2 separate regions of the Mus musculus genome follow, and region 1 is linked to region 2. The links are chromatin loops, found by intact Hi-C in ENCODE. Cell type or tissue: heart. All regions are shown on one strand. Links, peaks and the distances in the headings refer to the core of each region. The heading gives the core; the rest is flanking DNA.

Evidence for each region. A loop is a pair of places that touch in the nucleus more often than their neighbours do. Peaks named below come from ENCODE experiments on the same cell type or tissue, not always from the same donor. Only the 100,000 strongest peaks of a DNase experiment are listed, where the experiment ranks them.
Region 1: it touches region 2 in a loop (6-fold over the local background); 13 of 42 quality-filtered maps call a loop at or near these places.

Annotation. Positions count from the first base shown.
Region 1 is chr11:51,906,182-51,921,747 of GRCm38, reverse strand. It overlaps Gm39822 (a long non-coding RNA gene), which reads right to left. Exons shown (of 3, transcript XR_879835.2): 3 at 12,124-13,748. Among named protein-coding and RNA genes, the nearest start is that of Gm39822, 17 kb to the right of the region's middle. In heart, for the core only: no CTCF peak of the experiment used is centred there; DNase peaks (open chromatin) are centred at 4,997 and 5,537; H3K4me3 peaks cover 1,818 bases; H3K27ac peaks cover 2,036 bases.
Region 2 is chr11:51,849,577-51,865,142 of GRCm38, reverse strand. Jade2 (jade family PHD finger 2) reads left to right here and starts at 7,475. Exons shown (of 13, transcript NM_001357588.2): 1 at 7,475-7,832; 2 at 10,176-10,263. The coding sequence starts at 7,705. It overlaps Gm30110 (a long non-coding RNA gene), which reads right to left and starts at 9,697. Exons shown (of 2, transcript XR_388628.2): 1 at 9,420-9,697; 2 at 8,546-9,222. Gm39820 (a long non-coding RNA gene) reads left to right here. Exons shown (of 3, transcript XR_879830.3): 3 at 2,773-2,835. In heart, for the core only: CTCF peaks have their summits at 7,937, 8,757 and 9,585; DNase peaks (open chromatin) are centred at 8,002, 8,152, 9,292, 9,412 and 2 weaker places; H3K4me3 peaks cover 2,494 bases; H3K27ac peaks cover 2,258 bases.

The sequences.
Region 1 (15,566 bases), core at 4,304-6,803, 60 kb before region 2:
AAAATACCAATTGCATTGGCCCCTGTTCTAATGTCTGCTACCCAGCACTCAGTAGGAAATTTCCCAGTCGTGCCTTCTCATGAGCTCCCGTCCCCAGGAAGCAGGATCTTATGACTAGCCTACTCAAGTTCCCTTCTCCACTTTCTTCAAAAAGACAGAAACCTCTGTGCCCTGCGCACTCAGCTTTCCAGGGCCTGGCTCACAGCCACGTGTGGTACCAGTCACTGTCTGCCAGAGAGTAAACGGAATCAGGTGACCTAGGCTCCAGTTGCTGGGTGGAGGAAGGCCAGGAAGAAAGGTGGCCCACAGAGAAATGGAGGCCCTCAAAAAACAAGAGATCCCCAGGAAGGAGTTCCCAGAACCTGCAGTTATTGGGTGACAAGTAGTGTCCTTTGGAGCCTGAGGGATATCGTTCTCATCGTAAAACTTGACTTTTGCTGAGCCCTGTAGAGTCAAACTAGCCAGGGCCTGGGAGAACCTCTTACACACTGAGAAACACCCCCCCACACACACACACACACAAGGACCAAGACCTTGGCTCTCAGTCTCCCTTTGACCTTTTGCCAAAGCTGTGTGGGTCCCCCAAACTCATTTCAGAACCTTAGTTGCCTCCTCTGTAAAAATGGTGTCATGATTCCAAGAGTACTGAAGAAGTCAGCTTTATTCCCAGATATTTCTGTTGTCGACCATTTCAAAGCTCCCTGTCCTTTGCAAACACAGCAGTGCTCATCTGTCACTCAGAAGGTAGCTAGATGTGCGTCCAGAGCTGGAGAGATGGCTCAGAAGTAAAGAGCACTGGCTGCTCTTGAAGGAGACCTGGGTTCAGTTCTCTGCACCCACATGGCAGCTCACAATCCCCTATAACTCGGACACCTTCTTCTAACTTCCATAGGCCTTGCCTGTGGTATATCCATTCAAACAAAACACCCATCCATGCAAAATAAAATAAGAAAATCTTTTAAATATTTATGTTACATATCCTAGTGGTCTTAAGTGGTATTTATTGCTAAAAATTTTTTTTTAAATAAATGAAAGAAGGCAGCTGAGGGTCCAGCATGCTATCCACTTCTCAAGGAGGATTCTACAGGGCCTCCAGATCTTTCCATAGGAGACCCATAAACAGAGACCTCCAGTCAGTTTCTTTACCATGTTGTTCCCCATGCTATTTCCAAACGGTTCACTTCACCAAACTCCAAAGACGTCAATACAAACGTTCCTTTGCTGACAGGAGGCTGAGCTGTCACTGGTCCAAGCAGGGGCACTGCCACTCAGCCATGTCATCCTGTATTTCATGTGACACCTGTTTTCTCTTCTTTGTACAGCAGACCTGTTGATTGGCTTGGAAGAAGGGAGCAGGCACAAGGAAGGGCTAGTGGGTTAGCTATGGAAATGACCAATAAGGATATCACTAGTAGGTTAGCCGGGTACATGACCACTAAGGGTATCACTGCCCAGTGGCACTTATACAGAAATGGTCTTGAGGTTCAATTCCACCAAACTTCTCAAGGAGGGAAACTCCCCCCAGATCCAAGGGAGGGTTCAGACAGGTCTCTTGGCCTTAATGAGCTAGAGACAGGCTGATCAGAGGCTGAAGGCCTCTCTCACGTTTAAGGGAAATAGACTGTTGGGTTTCCTATTAGACTCAGAAGCCAGGAGCTGGTAATAAATCAAGAACTGCAAAGTGATGTTAGTGCTTCAAACGAAATTTCCAAGCCCGGGAAACAATTGAGCATTAAAATCCATCGGAGGGAAAAAAAATCTATTAAAACTTCAAGAGAAATGCTTTGCTATAAATTAGGTTTCTCTGCCAACTGGGATAATTCAATAATTTCCCCTTGACATTCTCAAGATTGCTCTTCGGAGGGAATTATGATTCGCCGGAGTCGGGAGCAATTTGTTTCCAAAGAAAGACAAAGGTGGTGTGTCCCTGTAAGCCCAGCGACAGGACGATGACAGGAGCTGGGGCTGCAGCTCAGCTGGTAGAGTCCAGCACTGTCTAGCATGCACAGGACCTTGGCTTTGGTCCCCAGCAAAAACCAGGCATATGACTTAAGTCTTAGCACTGAGGAGGTGGAGGCCGGAGGATTGGAAATACAAGGTCATTCTCAACCATTAGTGAGTTTGAAGCCAGGCTGAGGCACATCAATTCTGTACAAAATAATAATGATGATGATAGATGGATGGACAACAGACAGGCAGGCAGGCAGACAGACAGACAGACAGACAGACACAGACAGACTGACTGATTGACTGACTGACTGACTCAACAAGGATTAGAGGAGGTGACAGGTGACAAGGCTTCTAACTTATACTCCCATGAGTTGATCAGTTCTGTGAACTGAGATTCCACAATGGAGAGACATGTGTCACCTCCATCCAGAGTTGGCTAAGGTCACATTTTGACAGCAAAGTAGCCAATGAGGGACTGGAGGAGTCCTTTGGGTCTTCTAGAATCTTCTAACACTTTGGGCAGTCTCAGTTTCCCAACTCTAAAACTTTATGGAACTGGGTCTGGCTCCAGGTCACAGCATGTCTGAGATCCCTTCTTGACAATAAGGGTGGGGGCTATTCCAAATTCTTCCAATTTGCTTTTGCTATGCAAAGTCCCTCCAACAGTGCACTCTCAAGACTTCTACCATTTGGAGCCTCCATCCCAGCACTTACAGATGCTGGTCTCTCTGTACAAGGTCCAGCGCCAGCCTGTTGGGTAGAGTTGCTCTGGCCTATGACGTCAGCTGAAATTGGAGGGAAGGATGATGCCCTGAGACCTTCCTCACAATGAACCTGGTCATCTTACCCTAGCCTGCAAGACAACTGTCGGTGTGTGTGTGTGTGTGTGTGTGTGTGTGTGTGTGTGTGTGTGTGTGTGAGTGTAGCCTGGAGGTTAAACCGTGATCTGCATAGAACAGGCCTACAGAGACACCCATTGGAAAGCCCCAGGGCCATGCCTGGCACAAGGAAGTTGGATTTAGCATCATCTGTCTTTAGGACACAGGTTTCCTGAGCCATTCCCAGTACAGGAAACCCATCCCATGGACTCCCTGCTCAAATTCCCTGCTCTCTTCTCTCCTCTTCCTGGTCTTGGGGACTGACTTCTTCCAGAATCAACTGAGAAGAAGACAGTTTGCCTACAAAGCTGGGCCAGCTGGAGGGCACCCACCCTCATATGCTTGGTCAGAAGAGTCACTCAGTGCTACAACCATCAGCCTTTCCTGGAAGGATGTCTGGTATTGGAATTCTCTCATTTTGCAGAGGCCCTGGGAGATTAAAGTGATTTTTGCCTAAGGTCATGATTTTCTGAGAGGTCCTTTTATCTTAGACAGGGCCAGGTCAAACCGTCTCCACCACAGAGTAGGGTCCCATCTCACCATTTCCTTTTCCCTCCCCTCCTCAGAGTTTCCCATGACTCAGAGCCTCTCAGATCTGCAAATACGGGTCACTGAGACCAAGGGACACACTGAGGCAGGGATGCATGGCAGAGATGAGGAGTGGCTCTCTTTCCGCCTATCCTGTGGGTCTCTAGACATTAAGATCACAGGGCTTAGCAGAAAGGGGTCAAAGGGGATGGAAGTGGGAGAGTCTGGGAAAGTTTCCATCTCTGCAGCTGTCAGAACCAGCCTTCACTTTCAAGCAGACACTGCTTGGCTGATAGCACAGGGGGCTGGGCCTGAGAGGGCATCTCCTCTCTGCCCTCTGAGTCACTTCTTCCCTGGGACACTGTTCATCCCATTGGTGCCTTTTGTGTGGTTTGTTGTTTGTTTTGTTTTAAAACAGGGTCTTACTGTGTAGCTTCAGTTGGCCTGGAGTTCTCTATGTAGACCAGGCTGGCCTTGAACTCACAAAGATCTGCCTGCCTCAGCCTCCAAGTGCTAGAATTAAAGGTGTGTGCCACCATGCCCTGCTACTCCACTGGATTTTGCTTTTTGAACATTTGGAAATTAGTCTCTCTCTCTCTCTCTCTCTGTCTCTCTCTGTGTCTCTGTGTGTGTGTGTGTGTGTGTGTCTTTCTCTGTGTCTCTCTCTCTTGTCTCTCTGTGTGTCTTTCTCTTTCTCTGTCTCTTTCTCTGACCCTCTCTCTCTCCCCCCTCACTATGTAGACCAGGCTAGCCTAATACTCACCTGCTTCTACCTACAGAGCGCTGGGATGAAAGGTCTAGACTAACACTACCTTTCTGTGGCACTGCCCTAGTCTTGACCCCGCCCCTGTAAGAGCTAAGGGTCTGGGCCTATTGCTGAACAAGAAGATCTTAGGTCTCAAAGATTAATCTGTAAACATAGAGAAGGCTATGAGGAAACTCAAGAATGGGGCACTTCTGACACCAAGGCAGGCTGTCAGCAAATGGACTAGAGAAAGCACTCCTGCAGCTTTGATTTTTTTTTTTAGAGAGAGAGAGAGAGAGAGAGAGAGAGAGAGAGAGAGAGAGAAAGAGAGAGAGAGGGAGTTTCTCAATGTTGCTCTGATTATCCTGGGACTTGCCCTGTAGACCAGACTGGCCTAAAACTCAGAGATCAACCTGCCTCTGCTTCCCGAAAGCTGGAATAAAAGGCGAGCGCCACCACCCTGGTCAAAAATAACACATTTTTAAACAGAGTTAGCCCCTAGGCCCCGGGCATCTCCAGGTTCCTGTTTTAGGAAGATAACATTGGGGGTCACCCCCTATCACCTAGCATAGTGTCACTTGGGACAAAGATGTTTTGCTTCGAAACTACAGTCCAGCCACTCAGTAGTTTGGACTCTCTGTGCCTCAGTTTCCTTATCTCTAAAGGAAGGTAAGTTATCACAGAGAGTTCTCCGCAAGTACCAGCCTTTTGTCAGTAACTTCACACAGAAGGAAGAAAACCCTTGGGAATTGCTGTTCGTTTGAGAAGCTGGGCGTGGTGGGCTGGCCTTCCCGGAGCAGAGGGGGCGGGGCGTCCAGACAACCTCCCATCCCCACCCCCACCCCCCCAACCCGGTGCTCTCCGACGCAGAGCTTCCTTGCTGCTGGCGGGAGCTGAGTCACCATGTAGGCTCGCCTGGTATCCTCGTCACTGGACTTCGTAGACCTGAAAGTCCCGAATCTACCCTCCAGGCTAATCCACTTTGCTCTAGGTGCCTCCAGGAATTCTGGAAATGCTCCGAGGGGCCCACGGGTTTGGGGTGTGGAGGAAGCAGAAAGCCTCATTCTCCTCTGTCTAGAGAGAATTCCAGGAAGCCCTTGGGAATCTCCCTGGCACCGCTGGGCACCGAGCCTATCTCTGCACCTCTTATCTCAGCTTCCCTCGGGGGCAAGCTCTGTCTCTACCGAACCCCCTTGAAATGCACCTGCCTCAGAGTTGGAAGTGCTGCTCCAGGCTTAGAGAAGGACGCCAGAAGAAAGGATGCTAGGAACAGATGAATATCAGAGCCTTCATGGGGAGGCCGGCGGCTAGGGCTCCCACTGGCCCCGCCTGTCCTCTCCCAGCCCCCAGGACTCCAGGGGAAGTGGTGGATGGGGGAGGGGAACCAGGCTGACAGATTCTGTAAACAGAGCCGGTTTGGGCCTCAGCCAAGGACTGGGTGTCCTGGCCCAGCCTGGGTGTGAGGCCCATCCGTGGCTCTCCAGGACACCCCGCCCTGCCCAGCTGCCCGGGGGTGCCAGGCCCACAGCCAGCTCCAGCCAGGATGTGTCTGAGTTTTGGGAAATAGCCAGTTCCCTTCTGGGGAATGGGATTGAGCACCGCGGGAGGTGAGATGGGAGGGGCTTCTCCATAAGAAACGTCATTCATCTGTCATTTACAGAGTAAAAAGTTCAGGGATCCAGGCAGCTTAGGTTCTTCGTTTTTCCCAGACGCCAGTGCTGGGTTGTCGCCACACCCCCGTCCCCACCTTCAGTCTCCTGTTTCTTTCCTCTGTTCGAGGTAGAGTCCTAGCTAGAGAAGCTGACCAATGGGTCACCAGTTCTGAGAGAGCTCTTCAAGAAGCGGTCCCACTCCCTGTAGGTTCTTGCCAAATGTGGTCTGCGGTGCCCATGACCTCAGAGAGGCAACTCAGATGGGAGAGGAAGCCCTGGAGAGGGATGTTGGGGGAAAGGAAAGCTTTTGGGGTGACTCAAGCTACAGTGTGAGAAGGGGGGAGTCCCTGGTGGTTATTTAAAGATCTCAGTACCCCCAGCAGGTGGAGGCCGCAGTGGGCAGGACAACTTATATCCTCAAATGAGGACAGGAGTGTCTGTCCACCACCCACCCACGCCCACCCTACCCTCAGGGGGAGGAGAAGGGAGGGTGACCAAAGTCTCCAGGGGTAACCCCAGGACTTTACAGTGAGGATGACTGCTAGGGGATTCTACAGATAAATGATCTATAGCTGGGGATGTACCTCAGTTGTTAGGACACTTAAGGCAGGAGAACCTGGGTTCAATTCCAGCAGTGCATAAAATGGGCACAGTGACTCAAGCCAGCAATCTCAACATCTGGGAGGCAGAGGCTCAGGGTCAGAAGTTCAAACCTATTACTGAGCTATATCCTACTATGTGGGGAGTTTGAGGCCAGCACTAGCTATTGATTCTGTCTCAAAAACAAAACTAGTCAGAGAATGATATGGGAGGCAGGGGCAAATAAATCTCTGTGAGTTCAAGGACAGCCTGGACTACATAGAGGGTTTCAGTCCAGCCAGGGAAACCCAGTGAGAGTATCTTAAAATAAATAAATGAATAAAATTAAAACAAAACTAATGACCCACACCAACAGGCCATTTACTACTGACTTTCTCAGAGTCTTTAACCTCTTTGTCCTCTAGGAGAGAATTGAATGTAGAAGACCCTTTTTCGAGTTTGTTTTTGTTACCTTAAGACAACCTGCACTTTTGTGGGAAAAGGGATTCTCAATTGAGGAATAGCCTCCATCAGAATGGCCTATGGACATGCCTGTGGAGCATTTTCATGATTACTAATTAATGTGGAAGGGCCCAGCCCACTGTGGGCGGTGTCATCCCTATGCAGGTGGGCCTATGTTTTATATAAGAAAAGTAGCTGAGCGAGCCAGGTGGGAAGCAACTACTAAGCAGCAGACCTCGATGATCTCTGCTTCTGTTGCTTTCTCCAAGTTCCTATCTTGGTTTTCTTTGATGGTGGACTGTAAAATGTAAGATGAAATAATCTCTTTGCTGGACAAGTTGTTTTGGGTTGATATTTTGTCACAGCCTCAGAAAAGCACAAAATAGCCTCCTCTCTCCATCCCACCCCCAATCCCCAATCCCTTAGAACTTGTTTGAGTCCCGATTTGTAAACGTGCCTTACTTGCTGGCTCTGGCCCAGATGGAATGAGTGAGTCTATACTCACAGGCACTGAGAAAGCCAGACTCAACGGCTACCTCCTCCAAGGTGTGTCAGCCTGGGCAAAGCCGGGACAAAGAATAGAATGCTAAGAATGAGACTGGTAGGTGATAGGATGGCTGTGATTCCAGCACATGGGAAGCAGAGGCAGGAGGATCAGGAGTCGAAGGGCAGCTTTGGCTACCTAGTGAATTTGAGGTCAACGTGGGCTACACGAGACCCTTAAACAAACAAACAAACAAACAAAGAGTTTGACAGACTTGGAAAAGTTCTAGGTCCTACACCCCCATCAGTTTCCTTCTCAGCTCCAGTCACCAATTCAGCATCCAAGGCTCTCAGTTTTCTGCATGTTGCAGAACCAGTGGTCTTGGTAGATACATACTAATCTGAGGTTGTAGACTATGGCAGGGGGTGTGGCTTGAGGCTGTATATAGAGTTGATTCTTCTACCAAGACATAGCCTAAGCTAGGCCCGGCAAGGCTTCACATGTAAATCCATGAAAAGCATGGGCCAAGGCTGACCTCTGATGTCAAGCTCTCTTCACTTCAGTAAGGCAGCTGGGGGTACATTGCCCAGGGGTTCCTTGATGAGATAGGGTGACACCACTAGGACCTGTGCCTCTGCTTGGGGGGCGGCAGAGGGTGTCTAGACAAGCTGCAGAGAAAAGAGAGTGAAGACTTAAGTTACCCCTGAAGCATCTCTTGGGGCTTCTGGTAGTGCCCAGAGCACCAGGGAAGGGGCTGTAGAATGGAAACTTTAGCAGGTAGTAAGTGTGTGTATATGGGAAGGCGGTCTTGGTCAGTCTTCATTCTCAACATGACTGGATTTGGAATACCCTTGGGTAGATCTTTGAGGCAATTTCTAGGAGGGTTTAACTGATGAGAAAAGGTCAACTGGGATGTTTGGAATAAGAATGGTGCCCATAAGCCCACGTATGTGAGTGCTTGACCCCCACCCACTGCAGTTGGTGGAAATGTTTGGGAAGGATTAGGAGGTGTGGCCTTGTTGGAGGAGGTATGTCACTGGGAGTGGGCTTTGAGGTTTCAAAAGCCTCCATCATTCCCAGTAGGCCTCTCGCTCTCTCTGACTCATGCTTGTGGATCTGATGTAAGCCCTCAGCTACTGCTCCAGCACCATGCCTACATGTCTGCTGCCATGCTCTCCACCATGGTAGCCATGGGCTATAACCCCCTAGAACTGTGAACCTCCAACTTAAATGCTATCTTTTGTAAGTTGCCTTAGATGTGTTTTTTTCTCCTGGTAATAGAAAAATACACACACACACACACACCCCACTCTATCATGGCTGGATAAAGAGTAAAGATGGAGAAAGGAAGGGAGGCTCTGGCAGGCATCTTTTCCTGTGGTCTGCCTTTGGATACAATGTGGCCTTGCATATTCCTCCTCCATCATAGACATACCCCCTCAAACTGTGAGCGGAAATAAATTCTTCCTTTCTTAGGTTACTTCTGTAGGTATGTTGTCATAGCAACTAGAGGAAAGTAGTAAGGGGCATGAGGAAAATGGGCTGCCATTTTGCTAGGTCCCCTCCCCCACAACGGCTTCAAAAAGCAGTGTGTGCTCCCTTCACCCCTACCAAACCTGAAAGTTGCTCTTGGAATCCACACACTTCAATCTGGCAATGCTTCCTGGCGTTAAGAAGAAAGGGGTTAGTGGGAGTGGACATCATGAGGGAAAGGGTCCAGGCCAGGATGGATGTGGTTTTTTTCAGGTGGCTCCATTTCAGTGGCAGGTGACTGGCCAGTGTCAGGGAAAAGGGCTGATGAGATAAACTGAGGAATGCCACAGTGTCTCTCATGGCAGAATAAACAGCTCTGCTTTCATTCATTCTCCTCAGCCTCCATGGCTAGCACAGCCTCCAGGATGCTCTCTCTTTCTCTGTGCCTTCCTTTCTTGCTTGCCTGCAGCTTCCCATCAGCCCATGGTAGCTTTGACTGACGTCACAAGAGACCTGGCTCAATTGCCTTCTTGTGGTGGTTTCTGGTTTTATGAGAGAGGATATCATTATCTTGCTCTAGCTGACCTGGAACAGACTGTATAGACTGCATTGGTCTGAAACTTGGAAGGATACTCTTGTCTCTGCCTCAAGTGCTGGGATTAAAGACATATACCACCTCACCTGGCATGGTTGCTTTTTAAAATAACAGCGCAGAGGGCCAGACAGTTGGCTCAGTGGTTATGAGCACACTAGGAGGCTCACAACCATCTGTAACAGGATTTGGATTCTTTGGAACTGGAGTTATAGGTAATTGTGAGCTACCATGTGGGTGCTGGGAATTGAATCCAAGTCCTCTTGGGCAACAAGTAGTCTCAGGTACTCTAAGCCATCTCTCCATCACCAAAGTAAATCTTTTAAAAAATTTTTAAGTAAAATTTTCTAAAATTATTTTTATGAGTGTATGTTTGTCAGTGTGCCAACCTGGACTACATAGTAAGACACTATCTCAGAAGATGGTTTTGAAAAGAAAAAGAAAAATACTCACCCTTTTTCATGGCCAAATAATATTTCTATTCTATTGTGTAGATATACCACATTTTATTTTTCTATTCATCGGTTCATGGACATTTGGAATTCTTATACTTTTTGGACATTGTCAGTACTGTTGCTGTGAACACCCATGGGTGAATTGTTGGGTGGACATATTTTCACTTCCCTTTAATATGTGCCTGGGAGAACTGCAGGATCATACAGGAACTCAGGGTTAACTGTTTGTGGTTAACCTCTGTTAATTGCTTTCCAGTGCAGCGAGAGCACATTACATTTCTGCAGCTGTGAGGGAGGGTTCTAATTTCTCCACATAACTGCCAACACTTGTTGCTGTCTGGCCTGTTGAGTGCAGCGTCATTGTGGATGGAGTCATAGCTCATTTCCCTGATGATTAATGATATTTTGTGTGCTCACTATCATGGGTGCAGGGAGTTGAATCCAGACCTCCCATATTGCTAGCCGAGAAGTCTACCACCAACCTATATCTCCACACCTCATTAGCTACTTTTTCTTTTCTTTTCTCTCTCTCTCTCTTTCTTTCCTTCCTTCCTTCCTTCCTTCCTTCCTTCCTTCTTTCTTTCTTTCTTTCTTTTTTCTTCCTTTCTTTCTTTCTTCTTTCTTTCTTTCTTTCTTTCTTTCTTTCTTTCTTTCTTTCTTTTCTCAAGACAAGGTTTCTCTGTGTAGCCCTGGCTGTCCTGGAACTCACTCTGTAGACCAGGCTGGCCTCAAACTCAGAAATCCACCTGCCTCTGCCTCCCAAGGGCTGGGATTAAAGGCATGCACCACCACTGTCCAGCATCTCATTAGTTATTTTTACATCTTCTTTGGAGAAATGTCAGCATCTCTTTAGCCCAAGCTGGCCTCAAACTTGAGGCCATCATCCTACCATAGCCTACCACATGCTGGGAATATGAATACAAGCAACCAGCTTAGTCTTCCATACGACTCTCTTACACAGATACACTTTGTAAGCATTTTCTGGTTGTCTTATATCTTCATTTTTAATTTCAAATTATTTTATTTAAGTGTGAGTATTTTGCCTGCATGTTTGTCTGTGCACCATGTGTGTTCCAGGTACCCTCAGAGGCCAAAAGAAGGTGTCAGATCCTCTGAAACTGGAGTTATGGATGTTTGTAAGCTGTCTTGTGAGTGCTGGGACTTGAAACTAGGTCCTCTATGGAAGAGCTTCTGGTGTTCTTAACCACTGAGCCATCCCTCCAGGTCCTGATGCCCTTCTTGTTGTTTTGGTTTGGTTCAGTGTGTGTGTGTGTGTGTGTGTGTGTGTGTGTGTGTGTGTGTGAATACCATGTGTATTTGTATGTATATGGGTACACACACATGTGCAAGTTGATATGGAACAAAAATTCCAATGCTTTAAAAGTTAAAAGTCTCTTAACTGTGGGCTCCTATAAATAAAACAACAGATTTCAACCCTCTTATTCTAAAAAGGAAACACCAGAGCAATCACATCAAAACCATTATGGTTAATCTTGACTGTCACCTTGATTGGATCTGGAATCAGCTAAGAAATTCTCCTCTGGGTGGATATGAGAGGGTACTTCCGGGAAGGACTAACTGAAAGAGAGACACTCCTAAAAGTGGGGACCTTCAGTTGGTGGCACCCCAAATATACAGGAGTATGAGTGGAAAGCAGCATTGCCATTGCCTGCGTACGTTTGCTCTTTGCTGGTGAAAGCATCTACACTGTTGTTGCTGCTGCTGTCCTTCGCTAACATCAGGACCCATCTTCTCTATCTTTCCAAATGGACTGAGTTCTCTGCAGGAATCCAAGGCCTTCAGTACCAAACTGAGACCACTGAGGCCTCCAGCCTTGTGTTCTGTGCAGCCAACATGCAGGCAGCATTGAGTAAGTCGGTCATTGTGCATGACTATCCTTGAGCCGAGTAACCTCCATCTTGTGAGTTCAGCAGTAAAAGGATTAGTTACCTTAATTGGACTCGTTGACTGTTTACTGAGGGCTGGGGAGGGTCACAAGACCCTCACCTGAGTGTCTAGACACTCCCTGCCATGTATTGAATGGAATTCTGTCTTAATTGTGAGGGACTAGAGAATACGGGCAGGGAAGACTTGGGGAGTGGACTCCATCTCTGTGGCTATGGGGAGCCCTCATCCCTCCTGGGTAAAGTCTTTCCATGCCTGTTCCCACGTCCCTGGAAATAAGCCCTCACCTATGCTTGGTAAAGAAGCACACAAAACACCTTGATTCCCTAGAGTGAACTTTGAGAGAATCAGGTCTTAGTTTGTCACTGAGACCTGTCTTAGTTGCTTTTTTATTGTGAGGATAAAAATAACAGGACCAGGTCAACTTTTAGAAGAGTTTATTGGGGACATAGAGTCTCAGAGGGTGGGTAAGTCTGTGACCATCATGGGGGTTGGGGGAGGATCGTGACCACAGGAGGGCAGGCACCCTGCTGGAGCCGTAGCTTGGAGCTCACATCCAATCCAAAAGTTGCAGATAGAGAGAAAGGCAGGGGCCAGATAACTGGGAATAGTTATAATAGACTTTTGAAATCTCAAAGTACCCTTACCCCACCCTGTGACACACCTCCTCTAACAAGGCCACACCTCCTAACCTTCCCCAAACAGTTCTGCAAATGAGGATCAAGTATTCAAACATATGAACCTATGTGCCCCCCTCTCATTGGGACCTGAGGAGGAGGGGTGCACCTTGGTCTCTGCTCCCCCAGGGAAGGGTTGAAGCGACACCTGACCATGCCTTTGACTTAGACTATCAGTTCTGTTTCTCTAGAGAACTCTGATCCAACATTGCAAGAAGCTGACTGGGGATCCTTTCTGGAGCCTCTTATTTCATTGATCTTTGTGTCTAAGCCTTGTGCCCAGGACTGCATGGGCCTGGTTGCTGGAGCTTTGAGTCAGTTTTGAAATAAAAAGCATGAGACGTTGAAACTTGATACGATTGCAATGAACCCATGAATCGACTTAGAAAGCACTGTGATCTCAACATTAAATCCTGTTTGTAAATTTATATACTTTACTTATGTATATGTGTGTGTGTGCACATGTGTATGCAGGCACCCACAGAGGCCCGGAGGGTACAGCATCCCCTGGAGCTGGATGCACTGTAAGAGGCACAAACATGGATGCTGGGACCCAAACTCAGGTCCTCTGCCAGAACAGCAAGTGCTCACAACATCTGAGCTATCTCTGCAGCCCTCTTAAATTATTTTTTAAACAGAGTCCCACTATGTAGCCTTCTCTGGCCTGGACTCACAGAGATACTCTTGCCTCTGACTCCTGAATGCTGGGATCAAAGAAAAGTGTGTACCACCTTACCCAGCTAAGTATTTCCTGTTCTTTAAAAGCATCATACAGTCACACAGTATAGTGGGTACTGGTTGTATCCATCCACCACTACCTCTTCTAGCTCCCACTCATCTCCTTCCCAACTCCGTGTCCTTTCCCTTTTATTGCTATTATTAACCTGATGAATCCAGTTAGTGCTGCCTATATATACATGGGTATATGGCCATCCACGGAGGCATCACACACAGGCTACTCTCAACTATGTCCCCACTGGAGGGGAACTCTTCCTTCTTTGGCAGCCATCAACTGTGGATAGTTCTTCCAGTACAGATGGGGCCTCTCTTCTGCTCCCCCACCCTGGGACTGGGACTGGCTTGATCTTGGTCAGGTAATCTCAGCTGCTGTGCCCTGACACATGCAGCAGCCACATGTGCCAGAAGTCAGCTTCTCACGGCTCTCCAAAACCATCACACCATGATTGCACCGGTGAGCACAGCTTGCCAGCCGCTCAGCATTGTAGCATGCAGGGTCCAGCACTGGGTTAATGCAAAGGCTCAAAAATGGTTAAAGAATAAGTAACATGGAGAGCTCGGCTGCACTGGGTCATGGGTATCAAACGCCACCATCCAAGGTTCAGAAACTTCAGGGAGGAGCACAAGGCCCTGCGGGTGGGGAGGAGAGGAAGGAAACAAAGGTGTAGTTAACATGGAAAATTTATATAATTATGCTACAAAAAATAATCACTAAAACTGGCCTCATAAGAGATCCAGTGTGCTGGTTTGCTTTTAATGTTTGATTTACAATCTAAATGGGATATCATTCATCCAATATACAGGGGATGATTCAAAGACATAGTACATATAAATTTCTCAAATAATTAATAATTATATTCGATTTTTAAAAACAGGGGTGAGGAGGGACGGAGAGATAGCTCCGTGACTAACAGCATCCCCAGAACCACATAAAGCAACACCCAGGATGCCCAGCACTGAGAAACCGAGGCAGGAGGTTACGTTCAATGTCATCCTTGCATGTTCAGCAAGGTCAGAGACAACCTGGGATACAAGAGACCTTAGATCAACTAATTAACTCGCTGCTAACATGAAATTTATAAAACTAAACTTACACTAAAAGGTTAGTACTACCTTGGTATCAAAGCCAGATCAAAAGGAAAACACACACACACACACACACAGAAGAAACCAAAGGCCAATGTCTCATAGCAAAATCAATATGAATATTATCAACAAGGGCCCTTGAAATGGTTCAGTGGGTAAAGGGGCTTGCTGCCAAACCTCTGATTCTGAGTTCAATTCCTGATAACCACATGGAAGGAGAAAACCAGTCCTGCAAGTTGAACTGTGACCTCCACCTGTGTACCATGACGAACAGACACCCACTCCACCCCCACAATAAATAAATTAAGGTAAAATATTTTTTAAATCCTCTACAAAAGTCAAGAAACCAAATAATTTTGTTAGATGGTTTTCTCTTACAAGGATTATACTTCATGAACACCACTCTGTGATTTAGAGCTGTGTAAGTATGATTTGAAAATATTTTAAGGGATTTTTCAAATTATGATATGTACCTCCTATTTCCTCATGGGGAATTAAATAATCGCTGAGGCCTCTGTGCATAATTCAGGATCACGTGGTGATTTCCCGATGGCTATGGGGTCTTACATTGAACATAATGTTTTACTGTTCAGCTAACTCACCTAAATTTATTATTATTATATATTATGCTTGAATGACTATCCTTCCAATTGTTTCTTAGAAGTGACTCATTATTTCCCAAGAATCATTTCCTTAAGATTGATTCCTAGAAGTGAGTGATTAGGTCAAAGGGGAGACGTCAACATTGGCAAGATTCACCGGCAAGGGCTCCTGAGTGGCTCAGAGATAAAAGCATGAAGCATGAGGACCTCCAGCACCCATGCTCACTCTTCTGAGTGCCCCACTCCTGTGCCTGTAGCCTCAGAGCTGGGGTTGGGGTGTCAGGGTAGAGCAATGACAGTGAGTTTGCTGGGGTTTGCTGTCTGCCAGCTTAAGTGAAAAAGAGAGAGCTCGGGGCTCGGTGAGAGACTCTCTCCCAAGGGAATAAGGTGTAGGACGACAGAGGATGCGCAGCATCCTGCTCTGGTCTCAGCACACAGGCATCCCTCACCCTCAGACCCCACATGCAGACATTCAAAAACAGCACACACACATGCACGCTCTCACACACGCACATACACATGCACATGTACACACACGCGCACGCCAACACACACATACACACACACATATGCACACACACACACAGCTTCTTTAAGTACACTTACAATTTTCTCCTACAGCATCAGCAACACTGTGAATATGATGTTGAGAGAAAATTCTTGTTGGGACACATCCACTCAAGAAAATAGAGTTTTTGAGCAGGGCTATGGTGGCACATGCCTTTAGTTCTAACATTGAAAGTAAAATCTCCAGCAATAC
Region 2 (15,566 bases), core at 7,754-10,253:
ATCTTGTCCCAAAACACCAAAATAAATAAATAAATAAATAAATAAATAAATAAATATGTAAATAATAAACTAAAGTGAAAAAAGAAAATAATACTGATGTACTAAAGCAAGCATGGTGATTTGAACCTATAATCCTTGTACCTGAGACTGAGGCAGGAGGATTACTGTAAATTCAAGGATGTCTTGGGCTACAGAGTAAATTCTGAGTCAACCTGGACTATAGTGTTAAGACTGTAGCGCAAAAAAACTGAAAGAACTGCTGAGCAGTGCTGGCACATGTCTTTAATCCCAGCACTTGGGAGGCAGAGGCGGGCAGATTTCTGAGTTCGAGGCCAACCTGGTCTACAGAGGAGTTCCAGGACAGCCAGGGTTACACAGAGAAACCCTGCCTCAAAAAACAAACAAACAAACAAACAACCTGAAAGAACAAAGTGACTGTTGAGGATGTAGATTCCTAGACCCCCGGCCTTGCTTTAAACCTGCTTATTGAAACCTGTGGGCATCAGGTAGGACTATGTCTGTCTGTCTCTTTTTCTCTGTATGTACAGTAGAGATCAAGCCCAGGCTGTTGAAATCTGCACCTGTCTTGTTGTTGTTGTTGTTGTTTTTGAGGCAGTCTTATTAACCCTTGAACTTTCTATACTAGAGGCTAACTGAGCTTCTGGTCCTCTTGACATTCTTTCAGCCATGCCTAGCAGCCCTTGCTCCTCTTTCTTGATCCCAGTCAATTTTTTAAATATATTTTTAATTAGGTATTTTCTTCATTTACATTTCAAATGTTATTCCAAAAATCCCCCATGCTCCCTCCCAGTCAATTTTTTGCTTGCTTCTCTCTACTGTTGTCAAGGTCACCAGGCACCGCCATGTTTCTGAACCTTAAAATCTTTCTATGTTTTGTTTGTCAAGGCAGGGTTTCTCTGTGCAGCCCTGGCTCTTCTGGAACGCTCTGAATAGAACAGCTGACCTCACACTCAGAGATCTGCCTGCCTCTGTGCCCCCAATGCTGGAATTAAAGGCGTGCGACACCATGCCTGGCTGAAACTCCCTACACAGGTCAGGCTGGCCTCAGCCATGCAGAGTCACTGGAGTTAAAGGCCTGAACCACTATGCCCAGTTTCACAATAAAACATCCTGTGATCCTTCAGCAGTTTGGGGCTGCTTCACACCTTTCTTCCAGCTCTCTGGATGCTTCTTAAATGGTTTACTTTCTAGATTTATTTTATTTCTGAGTCAGGGTCTCATGTAGCCCAGGCTGTCCTCAAACTCTGTATGTAGCTGAAGATGACCCAGAACTTCTGTTTCTCCATCTCCACCTCAGCATCACAGCGGGTACTCAGCAGCACTCTGGTTTATTGGAGGCCAGGGATTGAATCCAGGGCTTTGTGTGTGCCCGGCATGCAGTCTACCAACTGAACCACACCCTCAGCCCCTTCTTTCTCTCTTTCTTAATGATACCTTTGTTGCGGGCTTCTCTTCCAGATCTTATTCAGTGCCCAAGGGTATCACCCGTATGCCTTCTTCTACACTTCTATGATGTTCTCAGAAAGCCCCACAACTTTAAATAGCATCCATCAGCCCCACTTTGCCCAAGTTGAAGCTGCCATGTCTAGCTGCCTGTGAGAGGTCTAAAGGTGGATGCTCAACAGGCACCTCAGACGTAACATGTCCAAAGAGAAGCCCCCTCCCCTCCTCAAGCCCCCTCCTTCCATTTCTTCGTTTTAAGTGATGGCAACTCCATCTTCCCATTGGCTTAAGACGAAATTCTGGTAGCTGTGCCTTATTTAACACAAACATTTTACTTGTATTTATTTATTTGTATGTTTGTGGGCATGTGTGGGTTTGCATGGGCCTGCACGTGCCGCAGCTTCACGTGGAAGTTGGAGGACAGCATGCAGGAGTTTATTCTCTCTCTCCACCAAGAATATTTGGGAAATTAAGCTTGGGCAGTGAGGATTGGCTGTACCCGCTACACCATCTCACCAGGCCTTCTAATTTTCTTAACGCTTCTCTTTCTTTAACAGAATCAGCAAATTCTGTTACAATACATACAGAACCCGCCCAAAACACCCATCCTCACGGCAACTACTCAGGTTCATGGTAGTAGCATCCTCCATCCTAAATGCTCTTCCTGCTTGGGTCTTGAGTGTGCAGTCTGTTCTCCATGTGACAGCCTAGTGACCTGTAAAATCTAGTGTTGGATCACGGCACTCTCCATTCACCCCACCCCCACCCCCATGTCACTCAGCAAAAGCCAAATTCTTTACAAGGTCCCACAGAGCCCTACAAAGTCTCACCCTTTACAGATGGCACACTCTGCCAAGAGCACATACCTGCTAGCCTCTTAACTTTGTTTGTGCCATGTATTCAAGTACTCTGATACCTATGGATTCCTCTTGAGTGTAAGATCTTTAATATTTTTGCAATGCTGAGAGTTGAATCTAGAACCTTAGGCAGCCTAGGCTGACCTCAAATTTGCCAGGATGACCTTGAACTCCTGGCTCTCCTCCACCAGCCCCCCCATCCCCCCGTAGGTGGTAAGAGAGTTGGTGTGAGCCACCATACTGAAGCCCTTGAAGTAAGTTCTATGAATTACAAAGAAATCTAATTTTACTGAAATGCAACTCTCAAGATATTTTCAAAATGTGTAACACACTAATATGTGTGCTTTATTAAATTACAAGTGCAGCATAATTTGAAGTAGTGATGTGTAATGGCATTCTAGGGTATTAGTAACAACTGTAATGGTTGTAAAATACCTGTGATTCCTACCAGGAACCATGTCACAGGTGCACTTAATATCGAAGATTTATTGTCCTTATTTATAATTGAAGAACATGCTGCATTTTACTGATGGAAATGAAGATGTGACCGTTTCGCCCATCAAAAGTCAAGGCCCCTGAATTCTACCCACAGACTTATGGAGGTGAGTACCCCTAAACTCCAGGTTAAGAAGCTTTGGTTCATAACGCACCCTCTACACACACACACACACACACACACACACACACACACACACACACACTCACTTGGCATCTTCTCAGATCATCAGATTTAAAACTGTACCCCTTAGATATGATGCCGTCTTCTGGCCTCTGCAGGCACTGCACATACACAAAACACAGACATACATGCACACAAGACATCCATAAACATAAAATAAAAATAAATCTAAGTCGGGTAGTGGTGGCCCATGCCTTTAATCCCAGCACTCGGGAGGCAGAGGCAGGCAGATTTCTGAGTTCGAGGCCAGCCTGGTCTACAGAGTGAGTTCCAGGACAGTCAGGGCTACACAGAGAAACCCTGTCTCGAAAAAAGAGAAAAAGAAAAAAAAATCTAAAAAAAATTAAAATTGTACCTTATACTGTTGTGATTTGCAATTGAACTTTTCACTGTAGCACTTAATTATCTTCAAACACACCAACACATATCTGTAATCCCAGCATTTGGGATTGCAGAGAATTTGAGGGTAGCCTGGGTTACACAGTGAGTTTGAGGCTAGTCTTGGCTCACAATTGATTATTTGTTTACTTGTCTGTTTGTTTGTTTATTTTCAGGGCTGGAGAGATTGCTCTTGCAGGGGACAGGAGTTTTGTTCCTAGAATTCAGGTCAAGTAGCTGACAGAGCCTATAATTTCAGCTCTAGAGTTTCTCATGCCCTCTTCTGGTCTCCACAGGTACCTTGCATTCACACAGATATCCACACACAGGCACACACATACACATAACTAAAACTAGAACACAATTAAAATTTTTCTTCCTCCCTTTCTCTCTCTCTCTCTCTCTTTTTTTTTTTTTTTTTGCTGAGAGGTGGGGCAGGCTATTCCGTTCAACCTGTTATGTCTTGGTTAAGTTGAATTCTCTGTGTAGCCCAGGCTAGCTTTTAACTCTTGGCAATCCTCCTGTCTCAGCTTCCCAAGTTCTGAGATTATAGGTGTGAACCATGATGGCTGGCTAGACAGATTTCCTATTTGTTTAATTAAGCTATGTACATAATGAATTAAAATCAGTCTCACTGTTATTTTGTTAGCAGGTCCAACGTTAGCCTTGGACAGTAACACAAAGCTCTACGGAATCCAAGGACTGAAGGGGATTTGGGTTCTAAGCCAGTGGCATTTCCTAAGGACTGTTTAGGGGCCCTGGTTTGGCCCCCAGTTAGAAAACTATGTCAAGGACTAAATAGAGCTGCTGTTCTCGCAGAGATCAATCATAATGTGACTAGGTAATAGCATGACTTTTCTCCGGCGTGTAGTAAAAGCAAAGGGTAATGACACCAGTGCCAAGGTCACCTGCACTTAGGTGTCCCCTCACCACTGCGGGCCTTAGAAACTATCGAGTTTCTAAGGCTTTTCTCAAGAGGCTAATGGGCTTTTGTGGGAATGAAGTGGACCAGCTTGCACACGGGGCACAGAAGGAAACACATGCGCAGGAGGTATTCCTTCCCTCATCATCTCTCTAGGTCATTTTACGGTTCCTTGACAAGACATTTTTCCATTCCAGTTCATGGGCTCCCAATGGCCAAGGCAAACAGCTTGTCCTGTCCTCTCCTGCACAGACATCCCACCCCATCCCCCAGGCCAAAGACCAAATCTGTGGGTCACTTTAGACTCTGCCTCTGTGTATTGTGTCTCTACCTTCATGCCGGATTCATGGCTGACAGTTATCGGGACCTTGACCACTGTTTCTGACCAGTTCCTTTCCTAGTCCTCTTTCTGTCCACACTGGAGTTCTTGTATGTATCCTCAAGGGAAAGGCTGAGAGACAGCATTGTCCTCTTGTTCTTGCCTAACGTGGGTTCAATCATAAGCAACAACAGCAAAAAGAAAAGGCAGGGGCTAGCGATGGGGCTCGGTAGTTAGGAACACTTGCTGCACTCCCAAAGGACCTGAGTTCAGGTCTCAATCATACACATTAGGTGGCTCACAAGCATCTGTAACCCCAGCTACAGAAAGCATCCCATGCCTCTGGCCTGCCTCACCTGCCTGCATCCCTATCTGCCCATGTGCAGACACATAATTAAAAATAGGTGCACATACAACTACACATCATTAAAATAATTGGGGAAGAAAAGAGTTTATAAGAAAGAAGACATGAGCAAAGCACTCACGTGAGCTGCACTCTTAGCCTGGTCCTGCCTTACTTAGAGGGAATGTAAATTTACATATTCACATACATGGGTATGCGTGTGCTCATGTGGTCTCTGTAATCTTCTGCTCACCAAGGTGAAAACAGATCCAGAGAGATGTATTCACTGATCTGCCTCACACAGCCTTCTGAGCAGAAAAGCCAGGATTAGAAGCCATTAACCTCTCGGTTGGGCACTCCCAGCCTCCAACACGTGTTAGCAGACATTGACCTTGGCCTGGGAAAATCTTCTCAGTGGACCTCTGAGAACCAGAGTTAGGGCTAACTGTGAGGTGCTGATGAGCCAGCCCTTCCTCTTGCCAGACAGGCCTCTTTTAGACTTTGTGAATGAAGGCCAAAGAAGAGAAGTTCTGCTGGTGGCTTCCTTGAGTTCTCCTGCTGCAGAAAGCTCTTGGTTCCTCATGTCCCTCTTTGTTGCAGAGACAATCTCCCTGTCAGAGGATCTGAGCTGTTTTGAGTTTGTTCATTATTAGATTTATTTCTCCTATAAGCAAATGTGTTCACAACATTCCGTCGGGGAATCTTCTTAATTGTCACATAAATGTCATCTTATGTAAATTGAATATTTATCTTTGCATGCAAGGGGGTTTGGGGGTGGAGGGGAAAGGAAAAATAAACAAACTTCAGTCTTGGAAAGGGAAAGGGATTTGAAACTCATCCACCTGCCTTCAAAAACAAAGGTGAGTTGGGGGGGAAATCATTGGATTATCTTGGAAGGGGTAGAATACATTGGCAAGGGTGAGAAGAGATGCCTTAGGGATGCTGGAGATGAGAGATGCCTTAGGGTTGCAGGGCCAGGCTTCCCCAAACCTCAGTCCAAAGCTAGCCAACCTCCCCAGCTGGAGCATTCCCAGGAGGCAAAAGGTTGCCCCCCACGTGCCTACCCCTCCAGGAGGCCTGCCCTTTTCCTTCCTAGAGAGAAGGTGAGCTCCCCAGGCACAGCGGGTTGGGTGGGTGTGGCCCGCAGCTCAGGGAACCGACCCAAGGCTCCGCCACTGCCGGCTAGCCGCCCGACAGCCCGCCCGCCTGGCGAGCGCAGGCTCTTCTTCCAGAAACTGCGAGGATTGGAGAGCACTGTTTGTGCACCACAAGGTCAAGTCGGGAAGTGGAGTCGGAGGAGGAGGGGCGAGAACGAGAGGGTGGGGAGAGGGGCGCCCCGCTTCTCTGCCAAGTACCAGCCCTGGGAAGTTGCCCCTCGGTTTTTAACCCTTTGCGGCTATAAGATGCACGAGGCAGAAGGAAGGGGGTACCCCGGGGCAAACTCCTCCTGAGGCTAGGACATGTTGCCACCCTGCTAGCCACCCACCCATCACAGTGCGCCTCACCCCCCCTCCGGAAATGCAGGGCAGCACCAGGCGCCAGGAGGCACCCGCGAGGGGGAGGGGGCAACAAGCCCAAGAAGGGACCCCCTCCCCTTAAGGACAGCCCCTCTCTTCCGGAGGTCGCCCACAATTTCAACTTTCCCTGCCTAGGATGCTAGTTTGCATTTGGTGTGGGTGGGGGAGGAGGACCGCGCCCCCTCCCCCAGCCCCTTGCGCGCCCCTCCCCTGCACTCCTGCCAGCACTTTCTGCTCACTTCTGGCGCTGCAAAAAACGCCACGCGATTTATTCGATTTCGATTTTAAAACCAGTGATTCCGAAACCGGGCGGAGGGCGAGGGTCTTCCAGCACCAGAGTCCCTGGGGGTGGGGCGGGCGAGCTGGGTACTCCGTGCAAGCCTCGTTTCCTCCGCGAGTGTCGCCTCCAAGCTGTTATTTGCAAAGAAACGTCTTTTTGACGCAGGGAGAAATGGCAAATTTTAAGTACGTCATTAATATGGCGCCAAAAGATTTTTTTAAGTATAAGCTTGCTTTTTTTTTTTTTTAAAGGTTGTGGGGGGCTCCGCCTGGGTCTGGGGCGCGAAGGGGGCGGGGTGTGAGCAGAAAGTGTGAGTGAGCGAGTGGAGGGGCGGGGTATGTGTGTGAGTGTGTGAAGTGTGAGCCGACCTGATGGGACTTGCACGGGCTCAGCCGGCGCTCGGGCCCGGCCCTGGGGACAGGGCGGGTTGGGGGCGCCCCGGAGTCCACGAGGAGTCCGGGCCCGCGTGCAGGCGGGCGGGTGACCGTGTAGGGCACCCCCCCGGGGGGGCCGCAACGCTACCTGGGACTGTCGCCGGAGCCAAACAACTGGGAAGGGGGGGGGGAACACGACAGGGGGGTGCCGGGAGCGGAGATCCGAGTGAATTAGAAAAAAGTGGCTACTCCCCCTCCCTCTCTTCTTGCCCGCCCCCACCCCACCCCACCCCCACCCCAACACATTTTTTCCCCCTCTAAAGAGATCACAAGGAAGTCTTGGTTTAAAAAGAAACAGAAACATACACAGGGGGTTGGTGAATGGTGCCGACCGCGGCCATCGCAGTTGGAGGCTATTTTTTTGGGGGGTGAGTAGCGTCCATGGAGTTACTTTGCGCCCACTCCTAGTGGCACCAGCTCTGAGCTGGAGGGCTGACCATCTTCCCAGCAGGGGTGCGGGGCTTGGGGGGCGCCGCGGCCCGGTCGCCTCCCTCGCCACGACCCCGGATGGATGCGCGCCCCCCGCCCTCCCGCGCCGGCCCCAGGAGCTCCTGGCTTCGGGAGCATCCTTCCCGCGCCGGCCCCCGCCGCCGCGCGTAGCCGAGGGCAGCGCCCCTCGGGAGGGCACCGCGGAGCAAGGTAAGAGCCAGCCCCCAGCGGATGGGCCCTGCGCATCTCCACGGCATTATTTTGTGGGCTTTTTTTTTTTTTCAACAGATCTGCCAGTGCTCCTCGCTCCCTCTCTCTTGCTCGCTCGCTCCCTCTCTCGCTGGCTGCCTGTTCTAGGAAGCCAGCGCGGGGGGTGGGGGGGGGGGACGCACAGCACTGGGGAGAGAGATTGCGCATGTTGGTCAGCCGTGTTTTAAAGAGTACAGTGCGGGGAGGCTGAGAGGGGCGCATGCAACAACTTTTGGAAGGGTGAGCCTGGCGACCTTCTTTATTAATGACTGCGGCAAAGCGCCCCTGGGCCGGCGAGGGGGCGCGGGCGGGTGGGGGCGCTGGGGCTGCAACTTGCCTCGCGGGCTCCGGCCGGCCCGAGGGGCTGCGGCGCTACCGGGGTGCGGGGTGGGGAGGCTGAGTGGCGGGCACCGGGGCACGGGAAACCTGGAGCTATCTGCCCTTCTGTCTCCCGAGTTTCATTTTGTTGATACGCAGCACGTCCGGGTGCCGAACCGGGCTGAGCCGATGCACATGACCCCGCACTGGGCTCACGTGCAGCCGGTCCAGTCCTAGACACCTTCCGGGGGCCACCGCCTCCGCCCTGCGCCCCCTTTCCAGGCTGGGTGCACGAGGGAGCTGCACGCGGGGGCAGCATGCTCGGTTCTTGGGTTCAGAGGCATTGCACAAATTAGTTTTTTTTTTTTTTCTTCTTAAGGGGCGGGGGACAACGTTCCCAGGTGAGTGCTGGGTGCGCAGTCCAGGCAGCCAGGGTGCATACTGGGGTAGTGGACAGCAGCTCTCCGGTGCTGCGCGGGAGTCCGGTGGGGGAGAGGCACCGCGAGAGTGGAAATGTACCGGCGACGGCCGGAGCGGCGGGTGCGCGCTCGCGGGGCGACGGCAGGGGGCGTGGCCCTTGTTTACCTTCTCCCAACTCTGCTGGTTCGCGTCCCGCTTCAGGGACGACTCTGCAGCTCCCCCCTCTTCCCTCCGCCCTTACTAAAACTCTGGGTGGTACCTAAGAGCAGCAGACAAGTGGAGGGCCCTGCCTGGGACACACGCACCTGACCCCAAAATGAGTGACATTGCAGCCCCCGCCCCCACCAAACATTGCTGCAGTCCTTCTGCCGGATCCCCGGCCCCGCCCCGCCCCCGGCAGTGGCATCTTCCCGGCTCACCTCCTTCCTCCCTCTCCCTCCCTCCTTCCCACCCACTTGCCTGCGCCTGCGGAGCGGCTCTCGCTCGCCCACTCCCCGCCTGGGTGCAGACTTGTGGCTCCCCATGGTCCCTTCCCGCCCATCCCTGGGCTCTGAGACATCCCCTTCTCCGAGCAAGGGGTGATCCTGGGTCAGCTTGGAGACTCGTAGCTTTTCTGCCGGAGGGTGAGGACATCTGCAAAACCGGCTTGGAGGCTTTCCTCTACCTTCCAGAGAGGCCCAGCCAGCTCAGCCCGGTCCCTCTTCTGCACACCTCTGCCCCGCTCAGTACCCCCGCCCCCACCCCGGGCTCAGTTGCCCTTCCCCGAGTCCCCTAGACCCCTCCCCCGCCCCGGGCGTCAAGCCCACCCACCTCCTGGCACCGCCCCCGGCCCGAACCGCCTCTTGCCCTTCCTACGCCTGGGCCGGAGCCCCCCGCAGCCACCTCCGGCTCCTCCTCCCGGCTCCCGCGGTCGGAATCACGCCGGCGCGCCTCCAGCCTGCGTGCCCGTCGCCCGCCGCCAAGGGCAGGCTGGAGGCGCGCAACCCTCTTCTAATCCACTTAGCCGCTGCAGCCGGCCTGTGCACTTTTTAAAAAAAAAAAAAAAAACAGCTTGGCCTCAGGCCTCCTGCTGGGTGGGGGGCGGGGGAAGGGGGCCGGGTGTCTTTATGCCCGAGGGTACATTGCACTGGTTATCCCGGGTCTCTGCAGATTTCCAAACTTCACCCTTGCCCCTAGCACCCCCCCCCCCACCTCATCTGCAGGATTCCGAGGTACAAAGTTTTACCCAGAGGCAGTTTGCAAGAGGTCAATGGGAGGGATTATGGTTGTTCTCAGAGATGTGGCTTAGGGAGGGGCGGGGCCCCCCATTTAGAAATGAAGAGTTCTGAGCCCGGAAGAAGGTTAGGATGCTCCCTTAACATTTATATTTGCAAACAGACCGGAGCTTGGGAGCTGGGTTCTCCTCCCAGAGTGGCACTGTCTCTCCTGTCACTGGTAAAATTCCCAGTAGGACATTTGGCAGAAGATCCTGGCAGAGGTTTGCCAACCGAGCCTGGCCCTGTTTCCTGGGTTCCCAGGGTGCTGACTTCTTTTTCCCCTCGCCTGATTTCTTTTTCCCCCCCTTAGGGCCCCAGGCGAACACACCAGCCCTCCAGGCCCTCCGGTCCCATCTTCCTTGGGCGGGTTAGGACTCGCAGAGCAATCTACTAAGCAGGCAAGGAAAATAAGAGAATGAACTGTAAAGGGGGGAAGGAATGAGTAATAAAACTGACCTAGTCAAGAATAAGCTTTTATGTTTAGGCTATGTTATTTGCTTTTTAGGTCGCAGGCTGCAAAAGCAGGCTTTGATCCGAAGTGGGCGAATAATTTATTGAGAAAGTTTGCATGGTGTGTGTGTGGGGGGGGGGGTCGTGTTTGATCTGAAGCCCTCTCCTCGGTTGTTCCAAGAGCTGTTGGCTGCTATTTTGAGTGGGAAAGCATTTGGTTCCACAGTAAATGCCTTTTAGAGGGGAGTCCTCACCCTACGCAGCAGGACTTAACAGTGAATGTTGGCTTTGAAACTGTTTGGCCAAGGGTCTCCCCAACACTCTTGGAGATGAAGTGTTTAAGGACAGAGTTGTTTGGGCTCTGGATACAGCAAATGTTTCCAGAGTGCTTTCCCATCCAGCGTGCTTTTCCCCTAAATTGCCTGGGTAAATGGCCGGTGACTCCTATCCAAGAGGCTGTCAAAGATCTAAGCTGCTAGGTTCTCATTGGTACTCTGTATGTGGGGGTCCCCGGGTCCCTATTGTACTTTATTATCTCAGTGTAAGCCTTAGACACTGACTCCCCTAGGTTTGGGGCTGCAGGCAGGATATTCCCGTTATTTATAACCAGTGTTTCTATTAGACTTAGAAGGTGGTTGGTTGCCTCAGTGCCCCCGCCAAATGCTTCACTGTATATGTACAGCAGGCTGTCTGCAGGTCTCTCGGATGGGTGTTTGGGTTGCATGAGAGGTTGCCAGAATAGAGTTGGGGGTGGGGGTAACTTTGACGTGTCATGTCCCCCATGCAGTGGGACACTTAGACACTTAAATGGCAGGTCTTAGCTCAAAGCTTCGGCACCTCCTGGAAGTTGGTTCTGGAGCTTTAGGCAGCCCTCTAAGCTTCCGCTCAGAAATCTCATTGGAATTTAGAAAACTTCATCTGTGCCGTAAGCCTTCCTGCAGTCTTGAGCCCTTTGACCGTGGAGTCAGCCAGCCTAGGTTTGAATGTAGTTTCCAGCTGTGTTAAAGGCACCAGAGGTCTTAGTTTACTTATCAGCCAGTGGGATTGATAATAATCCCTATCTGTAGGTGAGCGTAGGAAGTAATAGATTGTATTAAAAGACTAAACCTGGGTCTAAGGATATAGCTGGTCAAGCCCTTGTCTAACAATTCCAAGCCCTGGGTTCTAGCAATATAATGAATGGAAAGAGAAGGAAAAAAGAAGAAGAAGAAGCAGCAGCAGCCTAAAGTGAGTGGTAGCACACGGCACAGTGTTACCACTCTGTTAATGAACCGAGGCAAGCCAGTTATTATATGCACGATGGCCTTTAATCTGTTAGCCCCAGGCTAGGCCAGAAAGGCAGCTTCTCTTCTACGAAGAAGAAATGAGCATCTAACAGGTGCCTGTGGGCAGCTAGACTTAGGAATGGTCCACTGAAATGTGCCCTGTGGGGAGAAGAGTAAGGTTGAGGAAGTATTGAAAGGTAAATTAGGTAGAACCTGTCACACTCGGCTCTCCTTGGTTGGGTGGTAGAACTGGCCTGCATGATTGACACCTGTAGGCACTGGAAACTGGGGCCTGGGTGGGACAATGAAGGTAGGCAGTGGAGTGGCAGGAGAGAGATCCCAGCGCCTCTCAGGCTTGGAGAAGTAGAGTTGACAGTCACAGACAGCAGCCCTCTTGCCCTGTGTGCACAGAATCATTTTTTGTATCCGCAGTTATTGTCCCTGAGAAGGCATTAAAGCTAATGAGAGATGGGAAAGAGTGGGGCTCTGACCCCTGTTTGAAACAGTTTAAGAGTGTGCAAGCTCTTGTTTTCTGAAAGTCTGGCCTTCCCTGCACAAGGAGGCTCTGAGGACAGGTTTTCCAGCCGAAATATCATTAAATTGTATTAGCATCTTATTACACACACGCCTTCGCAGTCCGCCTCAGACAGGGAGTTTTTGTTTCTCTCTGAGAGATTGTGTCTGGAATGGTAAATTGCCTGCTTGAAGGCCCCCTCCCCTTCTTCTTCTTCTTCTTCTTTTTTTTTTTAAAGAAGGATGGAGTCCTGGTGTGTGTGTGGGGGGGGGGGGCAGGTCTGGTGGCCCCTGGAGAGGAGAGACTGGAGGCCAGGTTGGGGTGTTTTAACTGCCCCAGGGAGTGGCTGCAGTAGCTGGCCTGAAAGACCCACTGTTCCCAGGGTCAGCTGGGAGGGCGTTAATGGAGGCCCAGGGTGTTTATTTGAATTTATTTGCAGAGACATCTTTAAAAGAGACTGGCATTGGGCAGTAGTGTTCCAGGGCCAGAACTTTAGTGGGGGGCGGGAGGGGGGGTGGCTAAGGCCAGTGGCCTGTGCTGCCAAGAAAACATCTGCCACCAAATTGCTGCCCTATTACTGAGTTGACATTGGTCATTAGCCAGGAGCCCAACCACATAAAGCTGCCTGGAAAATGTGTAGGGTCAAGACTGGGAAGGAGGACTGTGCAAACAGGAGGGAATCTTGGGCTAGGGTGTCAGTTTCTGCCAGTAGCAGGCCAGCCAGCTGGGCTGTGTGGTCCTGACACTCCATGAGGGAGGAACCCGTAGTGTGTTCAGTACTCCCCACTATACTGGGTGCAGTGTGAGAGTTCCTGGCCTTCACACAAGGATCTAGCCAGACATGCTCTTTACTCTTTCCCAACAGGGACAGTTGGCAAGTAGCTCAACACGCCGACGTGCGTGCGCTCTGTAAACGGGGATGGGACAGCTCATTTCTCTAAATAGGGTAATGGTCAAAAACCCACACAGGCAGCTGGCACAACTTGTGCCCAGGTCTGTGGAAGCAGGAAAAACCTTTAGCTTGGAAGAGGAAACAGAAAGAGGCCAGAGGCTGTAGCTCGTTGGTGAGTTCTTGCCTTATATGTAAGAGGTCCTAGGTTCAGTCCCCACTGTTGCAAGAGCGATGCCACTGTCCCTCAATGTAGTGAGGGAGGGGATCGTCACTGAACTTTACGTAGGCAGGGTCCAGATCGGTTTAGGAAGGAATATGTAGAGATACGGAGATCCAGCCTTGGGTCAGCTGGAAGCCTGTGAAAGAGTTTACAGGGTTGGGAGTGAGGCAGGATTTAAGCTTGGAAGTTCTCTTTGGGTGCTGTGTGGAGTTTGGATTCTGTGAAGGAGGTAGTGAAAGGAAGGAAATGAACTTAGATGGACCCAGGTGAGAGGTGAGGTGGGCTTGAACCAGTCGGATGAGTGTAGAGTTGGGAAAAGTGGGTGTGTTCGGAACTTGCAGAGGAGACATAGAACCCATGGGCCACTGTTCCATTCAGGGCACGCTGGTTACCCATCGTCCAAAGGAGAGCTTCCCTGTGTGTTTCCATACTGGGGTGGTATCGCAAATGCAGTGGAGCCAGAAGAATGGCAAGAAAAGACGTTTCTTGCTTAGACTCTCTCTCCTTTACAGATGGATTACAGGACCGATTCTTGTCCCTCAGAAGCGAGTGTCATGTGTCACAGAAGTCATCTGCCGGAGCAGAAACTTGACTTGGGAGAGCTGGGGGGGGGGGGGGGGATTAGAGTAGGAAAACCCGAAGCCAGGCAGACTAAGCAGCTCCATCACACACACCTGTTTGCTGTCTACCCTTCTCTCGCCAGTGGGCCACACACAAGGCTCATTGATGGGCCTGCGTGTAGGACTACCAGCTGACAGGTTACCTGTTGGTTTTTGGGCAAGGACTCAGCAGTGTAAGAAGGGTGTGGGCAGCTATAGTCACTGCCTGTGCTTTCCAAGGGGCCGGCCTCTGTAGGGTTATCCGTTCTGGCCCAAGGCTGCCGTGCATTTACTAGCTAGCATCAAGGCTGCCGTGCATTTCCTAGCTAGCGTCCGTGAGCTGCTTCAGTCTTCACACTCATTTACTCATTCACTCTCGCCAGCTGATTCCCGCCAACAAATGTGTTTAGTTTGGCCCTTTCAGGGTGTTCTTCAAATTCTGACTCAGTTGCCAGCACTTTAAATTCTGGAGATGTATGGGGAAGTCAGATCCAGTTTACCTCCTGGGGAAAAGTAACTCTTGGCCAACACCTCTGGCCTTGTGAGTGTTGGGGGCTAAGATTTGACCCCCAGCACTCCTAAATCCATGGCTCCTGCTCCTCCTCGATGGAGGTCCCACCCAGGGGCTTGTGCATGCCGAGCACTTGGCTGGCTACTGCTGAGCTCTACCTTTAGCCCCCAGCCAGCTCTTAGTGTTGCAGGAGATCCTGGTTTGGAGGTACTGTTGCTCTCGTTGTTGAAACAGGGAATTGTGGGAGACATTGGATTGGCGAACTTACAGCCACACAGTGACAGAGCTAGGTTGGGCCAGGTGTGGGCTACGGCCAGAGTTCTTTTCAAAGTCGGCCTATCTCAGATCCTGGATGCCACAGAGGGTGATGGTTTTGGTTCTGGGCTTCCTCTCTGCTGCAAAGAGGTCATGAAGTCTGATGGTCAGGGATTGGGTCTTTTAAGTCTGTTGTTATAAAACTCTGTCACCTAGCCCCTGAGGCTCCTTTTCCTCATGTCATAGACTCTTAAGTTAGAGAGACAATTGGCATAGCTACCGGGGGATGTCCTGAGAGTTTCATGGGGTCCTTGTGTGCTAGAGGAGCCTCTCCCCCCCCCCCCACGCACCTTCATAAGAGGTGAGGTTCCTACTTCTTGGGTTGCTTGCACTGCCAAGTTTCTCTCAGTTCTTTGCCCTTTAGGAAACACTAGGCAGCAAGCAAGCAGCCTCATTAAGCTCCTCCCATTCTAGTGGGGGGGAGACCGTGGGTAAAAGGCTCCTCACTGAGGTCGAGGGTTAAGCAGGTCCACTCGGAGGTCTGGATGATTGTCCTTCCCACTTAGATATGTCAGGGTCTCTGTGGCACTGCGGGAAGATAGAGGCATCTCCTAGCTTGACAGGAACAAGCTAGAGGTAGAGGTGTCGAGAGGCAGATAGATGGGTTGTACTGTAGCGCCTTCTCCCTAAGAACTAGAACTGAGTGGGAACATGGTGGAAAGCACCCTGGGCCAGGTATCAAGCCACTCCAGGTGTTCTCCTCCTCCAAGCAGGCTCTGCCGTTCAGGCTCCTTTCGGACCTGAGGAAGAAGTGGGTAGGCACATCCTTCCAGGCTGAAGCGGATTCTTTATGCAGAAGGAGTTCAGGGTAACCTCAGGAATCAGACCTCACCCTCTGGGAGTCAGCGTTCATCTTCCATTTGCTGGTTGGCAGTGGAAAGAGACAGGCTTCCTCTGTAAGTGGCCTGAGTCTTACAGCTCATCAAGCTGCTAGG